Linked DNA regions of Homo sapiens: region 1 is linked to region 2. Evidence: read pairs that join two places in POLR2A ChIA-PET (ENCODE). Cell type or tissue: Caco-2. All regions are shown on one strand. Links, peaks and the distances in the headings refer to the core of each region. The heading gives the core; the rest is flanking DNA.

Region 1 (4,387 bases), core at 199-4,198, 960 kb after region 2:
ATCTGAGAACTGGGGGGGGGGTCATTTCCATGGGAAACCAGTGTGCTCTTGGTGGAATAGGAGGGAAAGGTTCTTGGGGCACCATAAAAAGCAGATGCGAGCACTCGGTGACCTTGAGAGCGGGGTTGAGTTCCCTGGCAGGTTTTAATTGTAAAAGAGCTTCCGAGGGGCAATGCTTACCTAGAGGATGGGAGGTGCACCCCTGGGATCTGGCACTGTACCAGGTTGCAGAGGAGACATTTTGGGGTGGGAACAGGGGAACCCCGAGTCTGAGAGTCGCTCTGTGCTGGGGAAGGGTTGAGGGGAGTTGAGCTCAGGCTGGGGAGGGGCCTCTCAGCTGCAGAGTGTAGTGTGAACACAGTTGCATATCATTATAGGATTGGAAAATGAGATTCCAGAACCAGACAGCCTTCCCTCTCTGGGTGCCAGCAGCGAGCGTCTGTTCCTGAAGCAGTGATATGGCCCTCGGCACAGTCAAGAATTGTGCCATTTGGGAGGCAGGAAATCGTTTCCAGGAGAAAGTGCCCCATGCAGATGGCTAAGCATCTGGCCCTGGGGAATCTGCAAATGCTGAAAACGTCAGGATTTAAAAGAAACCCAGACTTGTTCCCTTTTCCTAATTGCTTCCAACCCTTCCCTGAGCCTTTTCTCCCTTAGAGACAATGGAATGGGCTAGAATGTGCTCAAGGGTGCAGAATGCTGGGCAGGAATCTTAGGGATGAACCGCAGAGAGGTGATGGGGTGGGGAGAATTTCCCAGTTATTTCCAAACCAGTGGGAAGTTCCAACTGGGAACATATTCCCCAGGGCACTGAACTATTAAAATAGGGCACCGACTTAAATGGTGCATGGACCAATCAGAATTGACCACAGACCACACAGACTGGAGCAGGGGCCAATCAAGATGAAAGATTTGCCAATCAGGATGGAGCATACCTCAGTGAGAATGGATCAGGAACCACAAAGAATGGATCATGATCTAATCAGGATGGAGCATGGGCCAATCACAATGGAGCACCGTCCAATCAGGCTGGAGCATTTTTCAGTCAGAATGGAGCACGGGCCAATCACAATGGACACCTGTCTAAAGACCCAGCACGGACGGAGCAGTGTGTCCAGCTGAGTGTCTCTCCTGGTGCTGCACTCATCAGGCCCCTCCCTATCTTATCCCACCGCCCCAGGCCGTGGGTCAGGAGACAGAGGTGCCTGGAGGAGCCAAGAGCAAGCCCCACTTCTGCCTGTGCAACGAGACACCCACCCTGAGAGAGGACTGTGGGGGGCAGAAGGACAGGAGCCCAGGGATGTGCTGTGTCTGTCTGTCCGGCTGTCTGTGCAGGAGCCCGGAGACCTCAGGCTTCCAAGCTAGCATTTGTGCTCCTCAGATCTGGGGTCGACTCCAGGACAAGCTGATACTTACAGACACAGAAGGCGATTTAAACCTGTCCCCAGGAGCTGACAGTGTAGTCTGGGGTGAATTCATTTGTAAGAGTCTGTTGACATTCATTGTAAAAGATGAGTACTTCTCACTGGTCCTCACATGTCTCATCCCTGAAACGGAGGGGGAGAACATCATTTTAATTGCCATACAGTATGTGTTTCCTGAAGACTTAATGGCTGCTTTGCAGTTTACCATGGAGGGGTAGATTTATAGCACTGTCTGCGGGTCCTTGCCTGTGCTGGGCTCATTGTCAGGTTGTGGGTAAAATGGAGAGGGTCTAGGGGGCGCGCCTTTGCCACCCAGGCATCTCCAGAGCTGACTTGTGGCTCAGGGCCAGAGGCAGGCCAAGGACAGTTCAACCAGCGATCAGAGCCCAGGCCTTCCAGGCAGGTCCAACTCCCAGTGCTGACCCTGACAGCTGTGCTGTGTGATCCCGGAGCTATCCTCACCACTGAGCACGGTTCCCTTCTCTGTAAAGCAGGGAAATTGATGCTCTCCCAGGGACACCACTCGGCAGCCATTCCCCCAGTGCCTGGGACAGCCCCCTGAGGATCACCCTTCACCCAGCCTCAGTCCACGTGGTTTGGGGACATCCCCAGGCCAGGGACAGATCACATGACTGAGTCACAGCCAATCAGCACACGGCTGTCCCAGAGCACGTGATTGGCTCAGGCATAGGGGTGTGACTCCATCAGAGCCAATCAGATGCAAGGAAACAGGCTGAGAGGCTCTGGCCTTTCTCACTGCCTGTGACCTGAGGGGGCGTGGCACAGGTTGCGCCCCTGGGACCAGTGGACAGAGCCTGCTGGATACTGGAGTCCACGAGGAAGAAGCAGAGCCGGGGTAGATCAGGCCTTGGTGATAGTGACCTGAGCCCTGGGTTCACCCAGACCTCAAATCAGGTCGCTCTGCCCCTCCCCTAGATTCACCCATTCATCCCCTTTCAGGGCTTAGGTTCTTCCGGTGGGGTTTGTGTCACTAACATCAATGAGGACAAGATAGGCCTATTTCAGAAACAGGAGGTGATGAGGGTGCCTGGCTACAAGAATTCTTAAATAGGGGCTGCTATTAGTATACGGAGCTCTCCTGCTGCCAGGGTGCCCCTCATATCCCCGAGACGGAGCAGGAAGAAGGACCCACTTCAGCCCCACGAAGTCCGGATGCAACTGCGAGTCTCCAGTGTGGGCGTTGTCCTCCTCAGTCTGGTGTTGCTGCACTGCGCCCGACCCCAGCCTGGCCACGGTCCCCGTGAGGCACCCGCCCCTGAGTCTCCTCGATGGGCATTCCTCTTCCTGCCAGGCTCATCCCAGGCCTCCACCTCTCCACCTGTTCCCCGTCCCCAGGAGTCAGCCCCTGTGGCTCGAACACCTTCTGCTGCTGACCACGCATCTGAAGGAGCCCCACTCACACCCCTGCCATGTCACGCTGACCTTCACCTACTTGATTTTTCTTCCCTTATCACCACCCAATGCTTTAACGTGGATTATTTTGGTTACTCTTTGTCTGCAGCACAAACAAGCCCAATGAGGGACAGGACTTGGTCTTGGTCTCAGTCTCAGTTGTCCCCTATTTGTTGAATGGAGAAGTGGATTGATGAATGAACAAAATGACTGATCAATAAATGGATAAGTGGGAGGATGAATTAATGGATGAATACATAGGTAAATGAATGAATGAATGATGGATGAGTGAATGAATGAAGAATGAATAGATGAATGGATTGGTGTGTGGATGAATGGATAGATGAAAGAGTGGATGAATGGATGGATGGATGGGTGGATGGATAGATGAATGGATAGGTGAAAGAGTGGATGGATGGATGGATGAATGAATGGATGAGTGGATGGATAGATGGATACAAATTTGCACAGCTCAAATTCTCCTCTCAAATGAGTTTTATGAGTCCTTCCCACTCTCACTAGCTCATGGTCACCTGCCCAGTGTCCTGTCTGCTGTACCCCCACAACTCCATGAGGACCCTGTGGCCTGCACTGGTCAGAGAAGGTTTCCTGGAGGAGGGGACTCAGGCAGAGCATGGAGGAGAGAAGAACTCGGGGGCGGGCTGGGGGCACAGCCTGCAGATGGTGGGGAGGGAAGCTCCATCCCCAGGTGGTGGGTGGGGTCTCACAGCCTCGCTCTGGCTCTGTTGGACTTGGGAGAGTGCTGGTAGCTAAAAATGTTTTTTCCCAAAAAGTCTATAACTGGGAGACAGAAAGTAGGGCAGGTTCACAGTCCAGCAGGAATGAGGCCAGGAAGAAAACAGGATCCAAACCCGAGCATGTGCTGCTCATTTGCATATCGTTTGCATGGAATTCTTAGTGCTCCTCCACTCCCCACCCCCTCCCTGCCGCCTTCTCTGGGACTCAGCTCACAGTGGGGCTTGTCTCAGCCCCATCAGACACCAGAGCAGGCACAGGCAGCACCATGAACACAGATGGGTCCCCAGTGACTGTGGCCCTGAAGAGAGGAAGGGCCTCCTGGGGCTGGACCACCCCCTGGTGGGCTCAAGAAGACAGAGGGGGCCTTGGACTGGGGACAGCCAGCAAGCCTGGTATGCCCCTGCTGGGACTGCCCTGCTGAGTCTATTGTTAGGGTGCCCTTTGTTTGCCTGACCACGGGAGGCCTGCAGGACAGGATGGTCTGGGGACAACCTCAGAACAGGAGGTCTGGGCTCCTTCTCTGCTTCCTTCCTTGGAGTTTCTTGTGTGAGAGAGGAAAGGGCTGCCCAGGCCGCACCACAGGAATCGTGAGACCATAACTGGGGCTGTTTTAAGCCTGCAGGGGTGTGGAAGTTGTGGTGCAGGGACAGAACCCAGACCAGCCTCTGGGAGAGAGGATGGGGAGCTCCCTGGGCCCTCTCCTGTCCCTACAGTTCACAGCCCATGCACCAGAACTGGTCACAGGGCACAGGCACAACCCCCTGCAGGGATCAGGGGCCCCGGGGAGTGCA
Region 2 (4,387 bases), core at 92-4,091:
AATATGGAATTACAGTAATGATAGGATTAAGAAGAAAGAGCATTTTTACCTCTCCGTCTCCAGATGGTGGAGATGTTCCTTTGTTTTACTACAGTAACCCCTTTATATACGGATCTCATAACATCATGTTGTATATCTTAAATATACACAATAAAAGCTATTAAATAAATAATAAAATTGAAAAACAGATGTTAAAAATGGAACCAGGAAGGCTGCATGATTCCAGAACAATCGGAGACAGTATGTCCCTTTGGAGAAGTGAAGAAGACGACTGGGCAGGCGCCGTTGCCCTATGATGTCATCCGCCTGACCCTGTGAGCATTTGGTTCAAAATCTCTGCCCCTGGAAGACTGAGTGGCCCGGCAGCCACTGAAAAGCCTCATTTCCAAAAAGCCCAGGCAGGAAGGGAGCCGTGTGGCCGCCGTGGCTCATGGCAATGCTGGAGTCACTGGGCCTCGTGCTTCTGAGCCCTTGAACGGCTCAGGTTAAAGAGATCCCGCGACTCTTTATGTTCTAAAAGCAGATCACTCCAAACAGCCCCCTTCCCCTCAGGCCTGGGATGAGATTCACAGATGCCCTGCTCTGTTTACCTATGACAAGGCCAGACACAGCCCCTCCAAAATCTCAGCCTTTGCCTTCTCAGAGATGAGCTGAACTGCGTGTCCGCTGGTGGACCAGAACAAAATGCGCATCAGCCAATCTTTCTTTAAGCTCCTCTCCTTCCCCTAGGTCCGCCCAGGCCCGCCCCCAAAGCATGAGCCCCAGAAGGCCCCCAGCATCCCCCCGGGGAGCAGATGCACCCCAAGGCAGGACTTTCTCCCATCTGCTGTCCGGTCCTTGCCACCGTGGCCCCAGCGCCTCACACCGCACACCGCCCGGCACCTGCTCTTCCTAGCTGGTTTTCTCCTCCCTTTAAAGGGAAAACCCAGGCTGCCTGGCCCTGGAGACTGGCAGTCACGGCCAGAGCCCTCCCCACATTCCCGTTGCCCCTTCCTGCCGCCATAGGGATCAGTTACAATAAAACCCCTCCTTCTGGAGTCCAGGATTTCTTCTGTGGCCTCATCATGGAGCTATGGTCACTCAGGAGGACAATGGGTTAAGAAACGCCTCTACCACGCTTCACTCCCCTCTGCAAGGTGCGGCAGCACAGACCCCGCGCCCCCAGGCTGTCAGATTGCTCAAACCCTCCCCAGGAAAGCGCAGCAGCACTGAGAAGCGCGGCCCAGACAGAAACCCGGGCACCTCGTCCCCTTTGTCCCACACGAGGCATTCTTACACGGGCCAGGCACACCGGAGTCACGTTGTGCTGCTGGCCCCAGTGGCTGAAAGTAGAGGCTGATAAATTTAAATCACTGCTGAGATGACAGCCCATCGCTGTGCCAGGAGAGGAGCCAAGTCTGCCAAGATCAGGACTTGATGGTGAAGCAAACGCTGGCACAGCCGTGCTGGCCCCGGGCCACGCGCACATGGCCAGGGCGTTTAGCACTCGGGCCTCCGCACCAGCAGGAGCGAGGCCGTGTCTTCCAACTCCCTCGACAGGCGTGAGGGGCACCTGCCAGCGCCGTCGGGGGCCTGGGGCACCAGATGGCTGCAGGGCCGGAGGAGGAAGGGGTGTGGACTGGAAAAGGTGTCGAGGCGGGAAGGGGACGCTCTGCTGGGAGGAAGAGGCCGCTACGAGCCCAGAAGGCAGCGGGGAGAGAACAGCGCAAGGCACAGGCGGCTGTTTGCACCAACTCATTTGCCGGCGTATACCTCGCGCTCGCTGGGAAGCATTTGCACAGGCTGCAAAGCGCAGCGATTAGAGACCCGCTTCCAAATAAAATCACCGTGGAGAGACTACATTTTCTTTTCAGCTAATCCTTTCATTATCTCACCTTGTTAAAGTGAAAATGTCATTATAGCTTTTTTCAGGTCAGCGCCCAGATCCTGCTGCTAAAACCTCGTCTAGTTCCTGATACTTTATGAATCAGAGACCCATCCGCCAAAGCCATGTTCAAAGGGCAGGATCGAGAGTGGCAAGTATCACTGGTCACATCCAAGCGCCTCTTTCAGATGTGAGTATCGCTGTCTATAAGCAGAATATTTGTCCCCGAAAGATGTATAAGTAAATCATGTTTAAGAGATCAGTGGCCCTATTGTATTGCATAACTATTTCAGAGATGCCTCGCGTTTTAATCCACCTGTAAGATGTGGTATAGGAGGTTAACCAGTCGCCCACGCCCCCCAGCACATCTGGGTGGTGGTTTCTGCACGTTTCACTGTATAATTATTTTTATAAACTAAAGGAAAACTAAACAAAGAAGATGTGTGAAAGGTGGTCTTTGTGCCTTTGTTCTGCGTGGTTCTGTGATGTGTATTTTCCTAGATGTTTGTTTCTTTGGGTAAAGCTTCTAGGTGACTGGGCATTGAACAAAGTAGATGAATAAATACAAGTTGTACTTTCAGAATGGAAAATCATTTAGGCAATACAGAAAGGTAAGGAAGAAAATGCTTAAAAATTAAGAAACTCCCATCATCTGAAGCATATAGACTTTCAGACATCTTTCTACCCATATTCACATATGGAAGAATATATGGGCTTTTACTAAGAAAGTATAATAATGGCTTATTTTTAATTCATTGATTTGCAAATGTTCATTGAACATAGAGTGTGCTTTGGGCACGTGCCTCAGGAAATGAGCTTGCAGCAGCATGATAAATGCTGGCAATTACTTCCCAACATGTATCCACAGATGAATTAAAATAGTGCTCAAAGCAATCTGCGATTTTAGAAATTATTACCACGAGAGACAGTGAAATGAGCCCAAAGACCTGACAATCTCGGCCAACAGCTCAGATCAACTATTGTTAAAATTCGTACTGTGGGAAAGAGGGGCACATCACAGAAGTCACCAGAGAGCTTACAAAATGACACACTCGGTGACCAGGCTCTGATGCCATTCCAAGCATGGCCCCACAGCTCCCGGCCCAGCCTGCACTGTTCATGCTGCTTGGCTTTGTGAACAGTTGCGTGGTGGCTTCTCAGCGGCCTTGGTGGCATGGGCAACACGTGCCCAGCTCTGCACCATGGGCACCCGGCAGACCCTCCTGCTGTTTCTGAACTCCTCACCTCCAGCCTTTCTAGCCTCACTAGCCTCCCAAGCTTGCTCCCGGTCTCAGGGAGCCACAGGAACACTCTAGAACACTCTGGAACACTCTGGGGCCATTGGATAACACATACGTTTGCTTAGGTATCAGATCTAATGAAAGAGAAAGAGAAGTAATTGACATTGAGTGAACATACACACCACTGTCCCTCCGTGGGGGCGGCCATGTGACCAAGAGCTCCCCCAAGCATGAGTCGTCTTCACCCCTCCATCCGTTACCCCCTGTCAGTTACCCCGGGTGACCCTTAGGACTCTGAGCACAGCCGGCGGGCATTCTCCCAGCCCTGCAGCAGGAGGGTGTGCTGGCCTTTCTTGGTGCCCAAGGGCAGGTGACAGGTACAGGCAGGGGGACACTAAAACCCCACATTCTAAAGACCCCAAAACAGAGGCCACATGGCCCCCTTGGGGCTCATACAGAGACACAGAACCACCTCCACCACCACTGTCTCCTCCGGCCCCCAATTCCAACTGCTCAGCTGAAACGTTTCGAACCAAGTCTAAACTCTGCAAAACGCTGGCTGAAACGTGGGCCTCACGTTGCCTGAGGCAGCCCACCCCACTCTTGCCCAGCAGAACTGGAGCGAAGGTCGGTCGCAGGCAGCAGAGAACTGCCCAGTGTGCGCCGATATCCTCTGTCCCTTTTCATTTCTGAAAAGCGCCGGTTACAGCCCACAAAATTGATTTCATGGCTCCCTAATGGGCTATGACCTGCGCTTACAGAAACACTGATTGATACACCAGATAAATCCTCGAGACCAATTTTCTCCCACCCACACCCCTCCATGCCAACACAGCTGCACCAAACATGAGGGGCTCCCGTGTCCTGGGCCGGGCACAGTGGCTCACGCCTGTAATCCTGAGGCGGGTGGATCATCTGAGGTCAGGAGTTCGAGCCCAGCCTGGCCGATGTGGCGAAAACCCGTCTCTACCAAAAATACAAAAATTAGCTGAGTGTGGTGGTGCGTGCCTGTAATTCCAGCTACTGGGGAGGCTGAGGCAGGAGAATCGCTTGAACCCGGGAGGCGGAGGTTACAGTGAGCCAAGATCGCTCCATGGCACTCCAGCTTGGGCAACAAGAGTGAAATTCCATCTCAAAAATTAATTAATTAATTAAATAAGTAACGACATCCCCTTCTCTTTCATTAGACCTGACACATAAGCAAACTGCAGGCCCGAGAAAAAGGATGATCCAGGATCAGTAGCAGCTCAGCTGGGCCCCAGGCTGTCTCCCGTGCAGTACG

What was found. Peaks named below come from ENCODE experiments on the same cell type or tissue, not always from the same donor. Only the 100,000 strongest peaks of a DNase experiment are listed, where the experiment ranks them.
Region 1: POLR2A ChIA-PET joins it to region 2 with 7 read pairs; 2 of 35 experiments call an interaction of 5 or more read pairs at or near these places.

Annotation. Positions count from the first base shown.
Region 1 is chr12:131,640,288-131,644,674 of GRCh38, forward strand. No RefSeq gene overlaps it. Among named protein-coding and RNA genes, the nearest start is that of LINC02414, 5.6 kb to the right of the region's middle. RefSeq lists an enhancer at 4,334-4,387. In Caco-2, for the core only: no CTCF peak of the experiment used is centred there; a DNase peak (open chromatin) is centred at 2,125.
Region 2 is chr12:130,685,195-130,689,581 of GRCh38, forward strand. The region is part of intron 1 of RIMBP2 (RIMS binding protein 2); the gene reads right to left. Among named protein-coding and RNA genes, the nearest start is that of RIMBP2, 29 kb to the right of the region's middle. In Caco-2, for the core only: no CTCF peak of the experiment used is centred there; no DNase peak of the experiment used is centred there; H3K27me3 peaks cover 138 bases.